Regions from separate parts of the Homo sapiens genome. Here region 2 is linked to region 1. The links are chromatin loops, found by intact Hi-C in ENCODE. Cell type or tissue: psoas muscle. All regions are shown on one strand. Each heading gives the region's core, and the rest is flanking DNA. Links, peaks and the distances in the headings are about the cores only. Region 1 overlaps FERRY3 (FERRY endosomal RAB5 effector complex subunit 3). Region 2 overlaps CD9 (CD9 molecule).

Region 1 (8,000 bases), core at 1-8,000:
TACCCTGCCGTGTGAGGTGTCAGTGTACCCCTGCCGGGGGGTGCCTCCCAGTTAGGCTGCTCGGGGGTCAGGGGTCAGGGACCCACTTGAGGAGGCAGTCTGCCCGTTCTCAGATCTCCAGCCGCGTGCTGGGAGAACCAGTGCTCTCTTCAAAGCTGTCAGACAGGGACATTTAAGTCTGCAGAGGTTGCTGCTGTCTTTTTGTTTGTCTGTGCCCTGCCCCCAGAGGTGGAGCCTACAGAGGCAGGCAGGCCTCCTTGAGCTGTGGTGGGCTCTGCCCAGTTGGAGCTTCCCGGCTGCTTTGTTTACCTAATCAAGCCCGGGCAATGGCGGGCGCCCCTCCCCCAGCCTCGCTGCCGCCTTGCAGTTGGATCTCAGACTGCTGTGCTAGCAATCAGCGAGACTCCGTGGGCGTAGGACCCTCCGAGCCAGGTGTGGGATATAATCTCGTGGTGCGCCGTTTTTTAAGCGGGTCTGAAAAACGCAATATTCGGGTGGGAGTGACTCGATTTTCCAGGTGCGTCCGTCACCCCTTTCTTTGACTCAGAAAGGGAACTCCCTGACCCCTTGCGCTTCCCAAGTGAGGCAATGCCTCGCCCTGCTTCGGCTCGCGCACCCACTGACCTGCGCCCACTGTCTGGCACTCCCTAGTGAGATGAACCCGGTACCTCAGATGGAAATGCAGAAATCACCCGTCTTCTGCGTCGCTCATGCTGGGAGCTGTAGACCGGAGCTGTTCCTATTTGGCCATCTTGGCTCCTCCCCCCAGGACCTAAATATTAGGGTAATAGTCATTTCAAATATTTTTTAAGTTGTGTTTTTCTTATATTTCATGTATCATAGATGTAAAATCACAAACATCCTCTTGTCTGGCTTGAATGCATACACAGTATTTTATTATTTCTCCTTTTTTTTTTTGAGACAGAGTCTCACTCTGTCATCTAGGCTGGAATGCAGTGGCACGATCTCAGTCCCTGCAACCTCTGCCTCTTGGGCTCAAGCAATTCTCGTGCCTCAGCCTCCTGAGTAGCTGGGATTACAGATGTGTACCACCGTGCCTGGCTAATTTTTGTATTTTTAATAGAGACGGGGTTTTGCCATGTTGGCCAGACTGTTCTCAAACTCCTGGCCTCATGTGATCTGCCCACCTTGGCCTCCCAAAGTGCTGGGATTACAGGCATGAGCCACTGCACCTGGCAAGTATTTAATTATTTCTTATAAAAACCTGATATTGGTGCCCAGGAAATAAAATGTGGTAAGCTTTAAAATTGGGGCTGTTTGTACCTTTAAATCTGTGTTTGGTACTTTTGAATGCTTTTTTCTTTCTTTTCTTTGTTTGCACCTGCTGTGTTTAAAGAAACCATTGTAGTATTTTAGGTGCATATATTTTCTGTTGTACAGTAGCAGAGAGATATTATATCTTTGCTTGATATAAGGAAGACCTTTCTGAAGGGTCTTTGTTCCCATCTCCCATCTTCCTCTCTCCCAGAAATTACAGAATTCTTTCCTTTCTCCCGTAGCTAGAATGTGGCTATCTAGTCATAACTTGACTAGCATAACTTGACTAGGGTTCACTGCAGTTTCTTTATCTATTCAATAAACTTGTAAAAAATAGTTTATATGTTTTTAATCATTTTTTAAATAGGTAAAACACTCTCAAAATTCACAATTCAAACTGTACAAAAGAGCATACAGTGAAAGTGTCCCTAACTCTGTTCCCAGCCATCCAGTTTCCCTCTTCAGAGGTACCCAGTGCTATCTCACATGTACCTTCCAGACAGATGTTTATGTATGTGTAAGCAAGTGTATGTGTGTACTTATTTTCCTTTTTTACATAAATGGCAGCTTTCTACATAACACTATTCTGTACTCTGCCTTTTTCACTGAGTAATTTATCTTGGAGGTCATTTCGTATCAGTCCATAAAGACCATCCTCATACTTTTATGCTGTTGCATAGTAGTCTGTTGCAGGATATCCTGTTATTAATCAGTCTCCTCCTAATAGACATTTGATCTATTGCTTATTTTTTGTTACTATAAGTAGTAATGACTACTAATTGTAAATAACCTTGCATATGAATAATTGTGCATGTGTGTGAGCAGTAAGCATATCTACAGAAGAGATTCCTAAAGATAATTCCTGGGTTAAAGGACACATACGTTTATAATTTTCCGTAGTATTGGCGATTACTCTGTATAGTATTTCTACCAGTTTATATTCCCACTAAAGGGAGGTTTTGCTGTGGCAATATGTGTTATATATAACAGAGCCAGCTGAGTATTAGAAAATCCCTATAGAAGTATATCCTAACAAAACCTTTCAGAAAATCTCGGTATACCCTCTTATTCTTCTACCAATTGTTATTACTTTTATCAACCCTCGCAAAAAGAACTCATATCCATATTACGTAAAAATAGCTTCCTTCTTCTCGTACAAACTAGCAATAATGTGATCAGAAACATTTTAACCTTATTCTTAGTAGTGACTAAAAGCATGAAGATTGAGATCATGACAGGTGTGGAAGGAGGAGGAGGATTCTAAGTATATTTATGAGAGATAGAAAGTGTGCAGTCAATGACAGGAAGTTTTTAAACCACATACGGCTAAGGCAGTGCGTGTATATCATGATTTTATTTTGTTCTTGTTCAAGCAACTACTTTGTGGTTTCAGTGAGTCAGTGATGCAAGTAGGTTTATAAAAGACTTTCTTAAAGCTGCATGTTGTTATAGAAGGACTTTGTGAAAATACCTTCTCCATCTTTTTCTGTGCACGCCTACATGTGTGTTCTGCATGTTTACATCCTGATATGCAATTACTTGTTTATTCTAAGACATTCCATTATTTTTCTTACTATGGTTGTTATATTAACATCTTCATATTTCTGTGGTCCATGATAAAAAGCCAAAAATGTTTATACACATTTATATACATTTAAAAAAAATAAAACTAGCCATCTTCTTACTATTACTAAACAAGGTATTGCCATGAAAACATGGAAAGGGAAATGGACTATGAACTGTTCTCTCTCGTTTACTTAACAGAGATTCTATTTGTTCATACTCCATGTGAACAAGATTAGAGTCCTTCTTTATTGTTCCTTATAATCTATGCTACGATTAGACATCTATTCAAAGCCTATCAAATCACATGGCTCTATATTAGAAACGATAATTCATTAAATATGGATTCTAGCATCAAAGCCTTCTATCTCTCTGACTCTTGATTTATAAAATATGTGCATTTACAAAGTACAGTGTTATAAATCAATTTATCAAAGTCACTGGATAAAAATATTGTTACTTTTATTCAGATCTCTTTTAAAACTATAATATTTTGATATTTGCTGTTTACTTGTTTGAAGGTCTGTTTTCATGTGATTTTCTGATGCTAAAGGCCATTCCAAAATAGATTCCAAAATAGTTTTTAATTGGAATAAATATGCAATCTCTTAAAGATAGCTACTTTGAAGGCTAATATTCAGTTTGCATTTGTGAGTTCTGATGGAATTCTTATAAACTTTAGATGTCTCTTTTATTAAAATATATATGTAAAATAATTTGCATTCAGTCTTTATAATGTATATTCAATCATAATGTTTATTTTATTTATTCTTCTAAGAAATAGCGTGCCTTCAAAAAAGAAGAAAAACTGTTAAATATCTGAAAAAAAAGCTGTTTCATTTGAAACAGTTTCACCTATCTGTTATAATTGTATATAGCGTCAGGTAAGAAATAAATTTTAGGAATGGGGTGAATATACAGTGATTCCTGGTCCCACTAGCCATTTATTTGTAGCCCTGAACAAGTTATATCAACAACAGTGACTCAGATTCTAAAAATAAAGATGGCCACACCACAACTATCTAATGAAGTTATTTTATATGTGGTTAACTTGGTGCCCTGAACCTCCCAGATGAAAAATAGGATACTGGCATGTCTAATATGGGTAATACCATAGGACTTATAATCTGAGTATGTGAATTAAAGACCTGGCTCCACTACTTATCTGTGCATGCTTGGTTAAGTTAGTTAACCCATCCAAGCCTCTGTCTCCTCATACATAAAATGGACATAGTAGTAGGACTTACCTCCCAGGGCTGTGGTTATAGAGGTTTTGTAAGAATTAAATGACATCATCCATGTAAAGCATATAGCAGAATGCCTGGCACATAGATGCCCTTAGTGAATTTTTGCTGTTGTTGTGATTCTTTTGGGAGCAGTCATAGTAACATATTCTCATATGTTGTTATGTTCTTTCATATTGCATTGTCTTATGAATAGATTCTGGAAACCAAAATGGAGGAAATGATGATAAGACTAAGAATGCTGAGAGGAACTATTTAAATGTTTTACCTGGTAAGTATTTCTTTTTATTTTAAATTACTGTTTTCTTATACCAAAAGATGTTTTATAATGCACACCATAGGAATTTATGTTTTAAATCTATGATTTTAGTATATGTCATTATATCACTTTGAAACAACACTTTGTACCTATATAATACACTTTCACAGACGTTTTCCAGTGTTAAACTTAATTATTTTGTTGGTTTGTTTTGAGACGAAGCCTCGTTCTGTCGCCCAGGCTGGAGCACAGTGGTGCGATCTCAGTTCACTGCAACCTCTGCCACCCGGGTTCAAGCGATTCTCCTGCCTCAGCCTCCTGAGTAGCTGGGACTACAGGCCCACGCCACCGTACCCGGCTACTTTTTTTGTATTTTTTGTAGAGATGGTATTTCACCATGTTGGCCGGGCTGGTCTTGAACTCCTGACCTCAAGTGATCCACCTGCTTCAGCCTCCCAAAGTACTGGGATTACAAGCGTGAGCCACCATGCCCGGCCTAAAAATTATTAATATTATACTAGTACTCACTTTTTTCTAGATCCATAAAAGAAAAATTGCTCAAGAAGTTGCATAAGTTTTATCATTGTTTGCTATTGCAAATTTTCTCTTATACACTATTTCTTAGCTTCTTGAGAAATAAACCAAAAAATTAGTTTTACTCTGAAATATAAACTATACACTTCTCAGCCTTATAGCTAAAATCAAGTGATATATGAACAGTAGTGCACAGAGATATAAACAGTTGAACTTAAATATAAAGAAAATGGATCATCTCATTTATTTTATTTTCATTTCCTCTTACGTTTTTCTGCTTTCCATTTTTCTCCTTTATTATTCTTGAATATGTTGTTTAACAACTGAAAATTCAGTCTCTCAATCCTCTTTCTGATTGAATTCACTCTGATGACCCTTAGTGTTTGTATCACAGAACATAACAAGGACTATTTGTACACTTTATACAATTTTTTAACTAAATGGTACATTTTACAGTTTCAGAAATAGCCATCTCTTGATGGTTTTTTATTCTCCTTTAAGGTAATTTTCTCACATTTTCTTCCCCAGATCTTTGACATGTAGATCACATTAACCTACACACGAAACCGCCGTCACTCAGTGGGAACACATTACATTTAACCTAAGCCAATATTGTACCCATTGCTGGTATTCATCTTGTCAGGCCCCGTCTGTTAGCCTGTGGCCATCAGCCTCGAAATTTCCTCCCACCTTCAGTTATCCCATCTTAGTGGATAATGTTAGCATCACCACATGCTGTTTCCTCCACTGTGTGGAACAGGAGACCATCCTCCTCTTCATCTAAAAATACCTTCAGTGAAGGATCTATTGTATTTCTCTTCATGGATCCACAATTTAAATCATCCAGATTTTGTGGCTTTCTTAAAATTTGCCAATCTTATTACTACTCTGGAAGAACTAATATCTGTTTTTTTTTAAACATAACTCTTTGTTGCTATATGTGTTTCCTTAGTCTTTTTTGGAAAAAGCCTATAGGTTGTTTAACAACTGGAAGTTCAGTCTCTCAGTCCTGTTTCTGATTGAATTCACTCTGATGACCCTTAGTAGTGTTTGTATCACAGAACATAACAAGGACTCTCTTATTTGTATACTTTATCTCTGTATTACAACCAAATCAGGAGGATGTATCATAAGTCTGAGATAGAAAAGGAATATTAAAGTATTCAGTTAGAGATAATAGCATCTTAATTTCCATTTAAAGTATACCTACACAACCAGGATGTTTACAGTAGATGAAAAAAATCTAAATCAAAAATTAATTTAATTTTTAAATTGCAAAGAAAAACAGTTTTATTTATATACTTGTAAGCCAGTCATAGTTTACTTAATAATGATCTAAGTATTTACAGTTTATGTCATCTAATTCTCATAATAACCTTGTAAGGAAAGCAATCAGCATTATTTTTCCCATCTCATACACTAAGTAACAGAGGATCAATAAGTTGAATTGATTTGCCCAAGATCACTCAGCCAATGTGCTAGAAATCACATCTTCTTAACATCCAATCTGGTCCTTTTTCTACTATATCATATTAATTTGATTACTACTGCCAGCCCCATGGCCCCCATTTTATTAATGGGTAAAATTAGGCCAAGAAACAAGTCATTTAAGGTCAAAGAAAGCAGTGCCAATTTGGGGATTAGGAGCACCTGACTTGTTCACTAAGTCATCCTGCTACACTCCTGGATCATGGCCCATATCTCAAGCTATGACTTCCATCATCTGAATTATCAGTAGCGGTTTAGAAGGTAATACACTTCACTGGGCCAGAAGGATATTGTCTTATCATATAGTTCACTGAGTTTCTGATAAGCAGTCTGTGTCTTTTGTTGCCTTCCTAGAAAATTATAACTACACTATTCCTCACGAATTTTCTTTTTTACTGTCACTTTATCCAGTTTATTGTGATATATCTGTTGCTGTCCTTTCTTTAATTTCCTTCTCTGTTTATCTAATTCCTTTATCTTGTTCAAGTTAAAATAAAAAATAAAAAGACCTTTGCCTGGGACCTGTCAGAGGCATCTGTGGATACAGCTGATGCACAGCGGCAACTAGAAATGTTAACCATAGGGCTAAAGTATATTAAGTATTTTAAGTATACTGTATGTTTATAAGTAGATCCTAAGATAATGATGTTGCTGCAAGGGCGAGCAGAATTTGTGAGGGCAAAGGTTAAGAGTGGAAGAGTAGAGATACGCAGACCTTTCCTAGAAGGACTTATCAGAATTTCCAGTGAGGTGTATGTATTGGTAAGAACATATCCTTTCTATGTTTTCTATTTTATTTCTTTATATTGATAGGAACTACAGAAAATACAAGCTGATGAGATTTTTCTTGGCTTGTAGAGCTACACAGAAAAAAGAGTGATGGTAGGAAGCATGGATTTTAATGTTTGAGAAAGACTGCTCCAGCGTTCAGCCTTAAATACTCATTCATTCAACAAATACTTATCGAGTACCTTCTACGTGCCAGGTGCTGTTCTACTTGCTAAAGATAGAACATTTAACAAAATAAAATCCCTATAATTATGGCATGTACACAGTGGTCTCTTTAACATAATATGTACATAAAAGAATTTCAGTGCTAAGAAGAAAATAAAACCGAATAAGGTGAAAGAGTAAAGGGTGGAGGAGACCACTAGTACATAGGATAGTCAAGGAAGACCTTTCTGAGGAGGTGACTTTTGATCTGAGATGTGATTGATGAAAAGAAGTCAGCCCTGTGAGAATCTTGGAGAAGAGTCCTCCAGGCAGCAGCCCTGAATTGGAAACAAGCTCTGCATGTTTGAAGAACTAAACAAAAGCATATGTAACTGGAGTGAGGAAAGAGTGAGACAAGATGATGTTGGAGAGAGACGCAGGGTCCAAGTCATCTTGGCCTTCTAGACTAGTGGTCCCCAACGTTTTTGGCACCAGCACCAGGGACCAGTTTCATGGAAGACAGTTTTCCACAGACCGGGGGTTGGGGAGGTTTGAGGATGATTGAAGTGCATTACATTTATTGTGTACTTTATTTCTATTATTATTACATTTCAATATTTAATGAAATAATTACACAAGTCACTGTAATATAGAATCAGTGGGAGCCCTGAGCTTGTTTTCCTGCAACTGGATGATCCCAT
Region 2 (8,996 bases), core at 472-8,471, 1.7 Mb before region 1:
AACCACTGCAGGGCTCGGGCTGGTTTTTACAAGGGCTATTCAGTGCTTCCCTTTGGAGAAGCTACTCATCGCTTACACCCCAAGCTTGTTAGCCAAGGCTGCTGTTGATAAATGACAAAGTGTTCCCCTTTATAAAACAAGCGAATGTTAGCTTGCTGTCTGACTCATGGAAAAAGTTATCCATCACAGAGCCTTCTCTAGGATTACGGTATTAATTTGCTTAAGGGTTGTTTATTCTGCTTTTTTCAGGCTGACATTACAGGCCCAGAAAAAAAAAAAAAAAAGAAAGGCTGGTGTAGCAGCAGTAGCATATGCCAGCGTGTCCTTTACACAAGAAATGGAACAGTGTTTTTCACTGTTCACCAGGGCTCTCAGTTTAGCCCAGGGAGAGGACACAGCAGGCTCCCGTCCCTACACCAGCTCTGTCCTGCAAACAGCACTCACCACGCCCGTTTGTGTGAAGGAGAACAAAATCCGGTAGGGCCTCTGGCCTGCAATAAAAGTTTATTATATCCAAATAACTCCACCAGGTGTTCAAAGGAGCCCTACCTCTGCCCCGACTGGTTTCGTCTTGGTTCCCGCCCTCCCGAGTTCACGGGAATAAGTGCCACAATGGAATTCCATTTGCCACACGCTGTACTTCTTTGCCCCAGAGGGGAGTGGGTGTGTAAGCTGTGCTGTGGTTGTGTAAGCTGTGCTGGTTTCAGGAGGGAGAAAAATGAAGCCCAGAGCAATAAAATGAACTGCCCCAGGTCACAAGCCAGGATGGGGATGCCAGCTTACTAAGGCCAAGTGTCGCGTGTCCTGAAAATCACCAGGCACCTCATCATGGATAGGGGGCTGGCCGAGGAAGGGGGGGCATTCACGGCCTCTGGCTGGAGCCCCCCTAGATGCCCTCATTCAGCAGCCATGGTTCTGGAGGGACACCAGGGAGCTGGGAAAGGCTGCTGGCCTAGGACCAAGAAAATGAAGTTCCCCAACAAGTTTGCAGCCTGGGATTAGGGATCTTGCTGACGGGCTGAATCTCCAGGCCTGGATTGGAGAGAAGGCCCATATAAGGCTGTCAGCTGCTCTGGACTTACCATAGACTGTTCTGAATGTTGGAAAGGTTTTCACTTGCTTTTCTGCCTGGTTATATACTCTTTCTCTACTTGGTAAGCTGTGGCCCCACTGGAGAAAAGACACCCCTGGGCTGTTCAGGTTTCCTGAAAAGTCAGCTGCATGGTCAGGCTGGCCTGTGGGTTGCTCTGCAGACAGTTGGTGGCCCAGTGCAAGGGGCGGTCACCCCATGACTATTCCTTGGAAAAGTAGCCAGGGTGTGGCTGGCACTCCAAGCTCATCTGCTAGGAGAAGGGCTCTGGGCCAGTACAGAAGGCTGGTCTCACAGCCTCGTGGGGAAGGGGACACAGAGCGACGCCTCCTTGGCCCTTTGCCCATGGACGACAATTATTATTTCCTAAAGCGTTCAGTGACGTTCAGGGCATAGCTCAGACCTAAGCAGTGCTCAGAGTGCTGTGCTGCTGTTTTTTTTTTTTTTTTTTTTTTTGAGATGGAGTCCCGCTCTGTCTCCCAGGCTGGAGACAGAGCCTCAGTGGTGTGATCTCAGCTCTCTGCAACCTCTGCCTCCCAGGTTCAAGAGATTCTTGTGCCTCAGCCTCCCGAGTAGCTGGGATTATAGGTGCACGCCACTACGCCCAGCTAATTTTTGTATTTTTAGTAGAAGTGGGGTTTTGCCATGTTGGCCAGGCTGGTGTCGAACTCCTGACCTCGGGTGATCTGCCTGCCTCGGCCTCCCAAAGTGCTAGAGGCTGAGGCGGACGGATCACCTGAGATCAGGGCTGATCACTGTGCCCAGACACAGTGCTGCTGTTCTAACTTTACCGTGCATCATCCCCCTTGCCGGCGCTTCTGCAGGCAGAACGAAGTCTTCAAAGCTCCGCTCTCTTCCCCGAATGGGGTGTCGCTGCAAAGGATCTGTATTTCCCTGGCAGAGCTAAGTGGACAGTGGCCCTTAGACCCCAACTAGGGGATCTGTGTCTCTTTGGGGTTGTGCCTTCAAATCACCCTCCTGGTCACTTCAGGTAGGACCACCGGCCACCAGCAGGGCCCTGCAATGACCTGCAGGATCTGAATCCTGTGAGGTTCCCAGAGGTGAGCCCCAGCTCCTCTAATGGCACTCACCATTCTCCTGCCACCCTGCAGCTTTCCCACCTGTCAGCTGCTGGCTGGGCCACCGACGCAGGGGTTTCTCTCCCTGACTGCAATTTGGGTGAAGTAAAAGGGCCAAGACAGCGCCACCCCATCCCTGCCAATGGGGCACATTCAGCCAGTACAGACCTCTTCCATTCCTACAGAGGGAGACCCCACAACCTGGCAATGACAACCCGAGAAGCAGCTCTTTTAGGCCTGGGTTCAAAACCTGGCCCTGCCTCTTGAGGGAATATAAGCTTAGACAAGTTATTTCAGCTCTCTAGGCCTCGGTTTCTGCACTTGTGAGATGAGAATCACTCCACACTCCTCGTAGAGCTAAGGGGATTAAATTATATAATACACACAAGACAATGAATGACACACAAAGAAGGGGGCTCAAAAATGTTAGTGTCTTCCAGCCGGGCGAGGTGGCTCACGCCTGTCATCCCATCACTTCGGGAAGCCAAGACGGGAGGATCACCTGAGGTCGGGAGTTGGAGACGAGCCTGACCAACATGGAGAAACCCCGTCTGTACTAAAAATACAAAATCAGCTGGGCATGGTGGCACATGCCTGTAATCCCAGCTACTCAGGAGGCTGAGGCAGGAGAATCGCTTGAACCTGGGAGGCAGAGGTTGCGGTGAGCCGAGATTGTGTCATTGCACTCCAGCCTGGGCAACAAGATTGAAACTTCGTCTCAAAAAAAAAATAAAAAAAATAAAAAATAAAAATGTTAGTGTCTTCCTCCCAGTTCCATCCTCTTACCCATGAGATTCTTAACTCCCACATCTAAAAATATAAAGAATCAGCCATAGAGGCTTTGGGTAACAGAAAAGAAAAAGTGGGTTGTTAGAAGCAGCCAGGACAAGGGAGGACTGAGTCTCTCTTTGGAGACACACGCGCCGGCCACAGGGCTTTTGCTTAGGAAAGCAGGCCTGACTGTGCCTGCTCCTGCCGGCAGACCTGCTCCCCCAGCACAGGGCTCCCTTCTGGAACACGGCGTGGAGTGTGGAGAGTCTTCCCCAGCACCCGCACCCGGCTCCTCCCTCCTGCTCTGCAGGACAGCATTCTAAGCCTGTCACAGACTCCCAAAAAATGGTCTGTTGCCAAAACAAGTCAGGGCGCTATAGAAACCTGTTCCCCAAAAACTCTGTGTGTATGTGTAGTTTTTTTTCTAAACATACATTGTGCTTTCTCTCACTTTCTTTCCGATAATAGAGAGACACACCCCAAAAAACCCCAGCTAACAATAAAAAGCAGTAAACCCAGCAAAACTATCCACAGGGCTCAAATGTTACGCAACCAAAGGAGCTGTTTTTAAAGACTCTCCCTACCCAGTTCAAGAGGTGGGAAAGGGAAGGTCTACGTGGCTGGCCAGCCTTGCTTCTCCCTGAGGGACTGGGAGATAACTGTTTTCTCCCTCGTTTGTAAAAATAACTTTTTTGGTGGGTGGGAAGGAAGTGACCAAACTTACATTTTGAGCCTGACAACATGTCAGCGTCATCCTAAAAATAGGAGGTTTCCTTTGTTCCTCACAAATGAAAAGTTTCCTACCTCCAAGCCAGGCAGAGTACAGCCGCAGAGTCTGAATTCACGCAGACGCGGGCAACTGCACTTGGCAGGCACCAGGCTCCCCCTCCTCTGAAGGGAGCTTTGACGTGGTGATACGGCAACGAGAGGGATAGAATGGTCTAGCAAGGCTGCCAAGAAGCCTGAGTGTAGAAAGAAACCTGCCAAGTCTGTTCATGTTCAGAGGATCCCAGGCAGGTTTAAACTGGAAGCCTCTCTCCCAAAGCAAAAGTCGTGTCAAATACAAACAAATAAAACTAAACACTACAGCATTTACCCCAGTACCAGGGGTCCAAAGGACTGGGCAGAGTCCATTCTAGTCTCTCCTATTGTTGCTGTGTTTTCCAGGAGGCTGATGTTTTTCCCAGTCTCAGAGTCCCTATCTGAACAGTGAAGAGGAAAGCTGTCTATATCTTCTTCCAGCACTGCAGATCCCCAGGACAAAGCTTTTTGAATTAAGGAAATGATGCAGGATAAGAAGACAATCAGGAGAGAGCATCAGAGATGAGAACAGAGGTTCGTAAACCCTCAAGAATGAGTACAACTTTGGCAGAGGCTACATCACATCAGAGAACCATCAACATGCCTGACTTGGCCATCAGGAAAAGAAACCACATCAGTTAAACGCAAATTCCCAGGCACAACGACACACACAAAAACTGCACAACTTGAAAGGGACACGACTGGCCAGCGTGGCTAGAGCAAAAGTCTTTCCCAAGCCCAAGTCCCTGGGTCAACATGGGGCCTCCAAAGTTGCAGGAACTTTGTTGGAGCCAGGGTCTGAATTCACTGAGCCTTCCCCGTCCCTCACCTGTGTAGAAGCTGGAATTATTATTATTAGTTTCTTGCTCGAAGATGCTCTTGGTCTGAGAGTCGAATCGGAGCCATAGTCCAATGGCAAGGACAGCAATCCCGGCAAGCTGCAAGACATACAGGACATCAGCATTAATTCTGGCTGCCAGCAACAACACAGTCCCCACGCGCTTAAGGGTGAGACTTGCAAAGGACTTTGTGACCACCCTTGGTCTCTGCCCCTCATATACGCCTGGTAGTTGTAGATGCCATTACGGGGTGTGTTTGATTCATGCAGGTACTAAAAATACCAGCAAGCGAGGAATAAACAGTGACCTACCTGCCGCCCATTGGCTGAAGGGGTATTTTATAGGCAACAGAACACTATACAGCAGTGAAAACGAGTAACTCTAGCTACACGCAACACCATGAGTGCATCTCACAATGCTAAACCAAGAAGCCAGAGCCACAGGCACACACACAATATGATTCCATGTAGTTAAAAACGCTATGCTGTTTAGGGATGCACACAGAGCTAGACGCTTACATGTGCCTATAAATGATAAAGGAAAAGCATTGTTATCAGGTGAGTGGTGATGTTTAGGTGGAGGAGGAAATTATGCTCAGGGAGGTGCCATGTGGCTGGGGGTGTCGTATTCTAACTGTTGACTTGGGTGATGGTTACACAGTTCCGGACACACATGCACCAGGGAGGGCAGCTGCAATGTCCCTGGAGACCTGCTGCTCAGTAAATGACATGCCAGGGCCTCCCCTCGCTGGCACTGCTGAACTAGATGCTGTGCAGGAGGCCTCCTGCCAAGTCCCCCCAGTGCCAGCTGAGCTCCCTCGTCGTCACCCGTACCAGGGCTTGCCGGGGGAGTGACTCACAGGCCTCCAGTGTGGTAGCCGGCTGGACGCAGGAGTGGGTGGGCCCAGGTTTTGCTGGTCCACCCTCCTCAACAGAGGCACTCTTATGTCAGAGCCCGCTCATCAGGGACCTTGGTTCTCGGCTCCAGGAGCTATTGATAGCCCATGGTGTGGACAGGCCTCTCTTTCCTTCCTCCTTTCCTCCTCTCCTTTCCCTTACGATATGGCAGTGAGTGTGGGCATGTTGGGTGGACAGCAGATGTGGCAATAGTGGGAAGGGCCACCCAGACCTCCGCCTGCAGCAGTCACAAACTCACCTACCCCCCAGGAGCATAAGGGGATTTGCTCCTGCCAGGGAGGTGTGCTTCCACCACGAGGGGCTGCAGAGTCTAGCTTCATATTCTATTGCTTCAGTGTTCCCATCTGTAAAGCAGGGATTGTGAGATGCGGCCCTTCCCTGCCTTTTAGGTATGGCTAAAGAATAAAGAAGATAATATCAGAAGTGCATCTGAAGAGGAAGGTACCAAATGGGCTCTGGGAGAACCACCTCACTTTACCAGCATGAAGCCCCACCAGCCCTGCACTCCCAGCCTGTGGACTGTCACTCAGCATCTTCTCAGCCTCTCAGCCGCACCTTAGGGCAGGCAGCTCCAAACATTGGTAAGGACTGTACGACGCCACATGCCCCGCGGCTGGACAAGGCAGAGGAGAAAAACTCACACAGGCACAAGAATTTGAGAGTTCAAATGAACTTGAGAGTTCTGAGTTCAAAGACGAGTCTGATTTTCTTTCTTAATAAAAGGCCAGTGAGGGAGGGTCTCCTGGCCTAATCCAAAGGCAGCAAGCAGATCACTGTTTGGTTGGGGAGAAGCGTGAGTCTCCACCGTCCTGGACCCAGCAGGGTACTCGCATTCAGACCATGGGTTCCCCGACCAAGAGCACTGCAGTTAGCTTAGGCGGGGAGGCGGGCCCTGCTGGGAGCGTGCTGGGCTAGAAGAGTTATGTGGCTTGAATTCACGTACACAAGGGACTAGACAAGCACACACTGGGCGGTCTTGACTCTGTACATGGCAAGTCCTGGCCTGGGTCCCCCCCCAGGTCCCTGAGCATTAAAAGTACAAAGGTGGGCTGGGTGCAGTGGCTCACGCCTGTAATCCCAGCTCTTTGGAAGGCTGAGGCGGGTGGATCACGAGGTCAGGAGATCGAGACCATCCTGGCTAACACAGTGAAACCCCGTCTCCACTAAAAATACAAAAAATTCTCCAGGCGTGGTGGCGGGCGCCTGTAGTCCCAGCTACTCCAGAGGCTGAGGCAGGAGAATGGCGTGAGCCCGGGAGGCGGAGCTTGCAGTGAGCGGAGATTGCGCCACTGCACTCCAGCCTGGGCGACAGAGCGAGACTCCCTCTCAAAAAAAAAAAAAAAAAAGTACAAAGGTGATACCTTCCCTCCTTCCACCCCAACCCCAGGGAGGCCCAGTCAGTCCCCTGGGAATGGAAGACTGAAGCTGCTGGCCTCCTGGACATAAAAGCGTTAACCTGAAAACTGTAGGCCGGTGCTCAATTTTGGTCCACGTTTAGCCACAACCTGTTTCTCACCCTGGTCCTCCCTCTCGCCCTGGTCTTGTGATGCTCTTGCGCGCATAGGGAGATAGCGAGACAGTGCTCATTACTGTCCTTTTTGCTCTAGGCTTGTGCTTATCAAGCAATTATCTCCCAAGTCATCTTACTTCCCCTGATGAGTGAAGTTATGACCCCACCCCTTATCTGCTGGGAAAACTGAGTCGCAGAAAAGAACGAAAACAATCCCAGGTCTGCCAAGGAACTAAGCTGTAAGATGAGGTAAAGCTACGCTCTGCACAGCAGCCTCTCACGAGCAGGAGCTGCGTCTCTCTGGGAATGTTCCACGCTCAGATAATGACAGGGTACCCCAGTGGAACCTCCAGGGGTAAGGCCCCTTCCATCTTATAGAGAGCCCCAATGTCGAGGACCCTGAGCCAATATGTTAAGTCCAGTCATTGATCCGGTCTCTGTGCACAGGTGGTAAGAAGGATGCTGGGCTGGAGAACTGGAACCACGAGGGAAAAGGAAGCATCTCAGGTCTCTTATCTTGGCCAAGGGCCAGGCCAAGCCCGGAGTCGGGAGTCCCCCGCATTCGGACCCCACCTTAAACCTTACATCATGCGGCTTGGTTGTCAAAGCTACAACATTTCACTACAACCAGGAAGGAAAAGCAGCTGGCTCTGGAGAAATGGGAAAAGCTGCCATAGGTCTCGGTCTCACAGGCTTAACAACTCACAATAAGAGAGGAGAAAGGTTCAAGTAACCCAGAGAAAAGGGAGGGCCAGGGGCATGACTGGGAACACTTGGACAAAAATCAGGAGTGAACCCTGCTGCCTTTTCTGACAGAATGACTGAGTTCACCGGCCGGGGGGGATGCTATGTGAACCATCAGCTGCCCCATTTTCTGTAACGCTGTTGGAGACATTGCTCCAGTTGGCTGAGTCACAATGGCTTGGGGTCACAGGGTCACAAAACTTGTATAACCAGTGCCACCCAATAATGCCTTTCATGGTTGTCAGGCAGCGCTATCTAAGGCGCTCTGAAGTATTTTCTAGGAGAACTCACTTTCTGGTGTGGCATAGAGGGGCTCCCCTGTCCCCATCCGGCTTTCACCCCAGCTGCTTTATTTTTTGAGACAGGGTCTTGCTCTCGTCACCCAGGCTGGAGTGCAGTGGTGCAATCATAGCTCACTGTAGCCTTGGACTCCTGGGCTCAAGCCATTCTTCCACCTCAGCCTCCTGAGTAGCTGGGATTACAGGTGCATGCCGCTAATCCTGGCTAATATTTTAAACCCTTTTTTTTTTTTTTTTTTTTGTAGAGCCAGGGGTCTCGCTATGTTGCTCAGGCTGGTCTTAAATTCCTGGCCTCAAGCAATCCTCCTGCCTCAGCCTCCCAAAGCACTTGGATTACAGGTGTGAGCCACTGCGCCCAGCTTCAGCTACTTTAATAATAGGAGAAACTAAATGGGAGGGGCCAGGAGCAAGAAAAAAAGAGAGCTTTAACCCTTAAAAGAGGGTGCCAAGTCAATTATTCAGGGACTCCATAAATGAGAATATAGGAGTCCGGGAGGCCAAGGGGTCGATGGCTTCCACCCAGGTTAATTAACAGACATATGGCGGCATGCTGACCATGTAATTTCTTCGATGGCTGCCCCACCCCAGCCTATCATCCCAGGAGCAGAGCAGGTTTGATGCGGATGCTGAATGAGACAGTGCCCTGTTCCCAGGGCTCTGGAGAGAGGATGGCAACCTGTAGTATGCCCAGCTGGTCGGGCGGGGATGCGGGGATGCAGGAGAGAGCCCATAGCTTCTACTCCCAGCTCGCGGCCCTGCCCATGGTTTCCTCTTTTGTTTCCAAGAAAAGCCAAATGGAAACATTCTGGTTTTGCTGGGAAAAGCTCCTTTGCTATCTGGCCAAAAAATGGTTCCATCCCTTTGAGAGGGCCGAGAGGAAAAGGGTCATTTTTTCCCATTGTTTTACTGGAAATTTCTTCGTTTCTTCACTGGTGCTAGGCCCTGA

Evidence for each region. Hi-C counts contacts between places; a loop is a spot of excess contacts. Peaks named below come from ENCODE experiments on the same cell type or tissue, not always from the same donor. Only the 100,000 strongest peaks of a DNase experiment are listed, where the experiment ranks them.
Region 2: a loop joins it to region 1, with 7 times the contacts of the local background. A loop is called at or near these places in 1 of 110 quality-filtered maps.

The regions. Positions count from the first base shown.
Region 1 is chr12:4,501,662-4,509,661 of GRCh38, reverse strand. It overlaps FERRY3 (FERRY endosomal RAB5 effector complex subunit 3), which reads left to right. Exons shown (of 14, transcript NM_020374.4): 10 at 4,282-4,356. Among named protein-coding and RNA genes, the nearest start is that of FERRY3, 33 kb to the left of the region's middle. RefSeq lists an enhancer at 1-438. In psoas muscle, for the core only: no CTCF peak of the experiment used is centred there; no DNase peak of the experiment used is centred there; H3K27ac peaks cover 941 bases.
Region 2 is chr12:6,221,109-6,230,104 of GRCh38, reverse strand. CD9 (CD9 molecule) reads right to left here. Exons shown (of 8, transcript NM_001769.4): 2 at 4,571-4,679. It overlaps LOC105369625 (a long non-coding RNA gene), which reads left to right. Exons shown (of 5, transcript XR_001748979.2): 5 at 5,887-6,136. Among named protein-coding and RNA genes, the nearest start is that of CD9, 25 kb to the right of the region's middle. RefSeq lists enhancers at 5,555-6,108, 6,109-6,660, 6,661-7,214. In psoas muscle, for the core only: no CTCF peak of the experiment used is centred there; DNase peaks (open chromatin) are centred at 1,334, 3,184, 3,814, 5,394 and 1 weaker place; H3K4me3 peaks cover 1,761 bases; H3K27ac peaks cover 6,081 bases.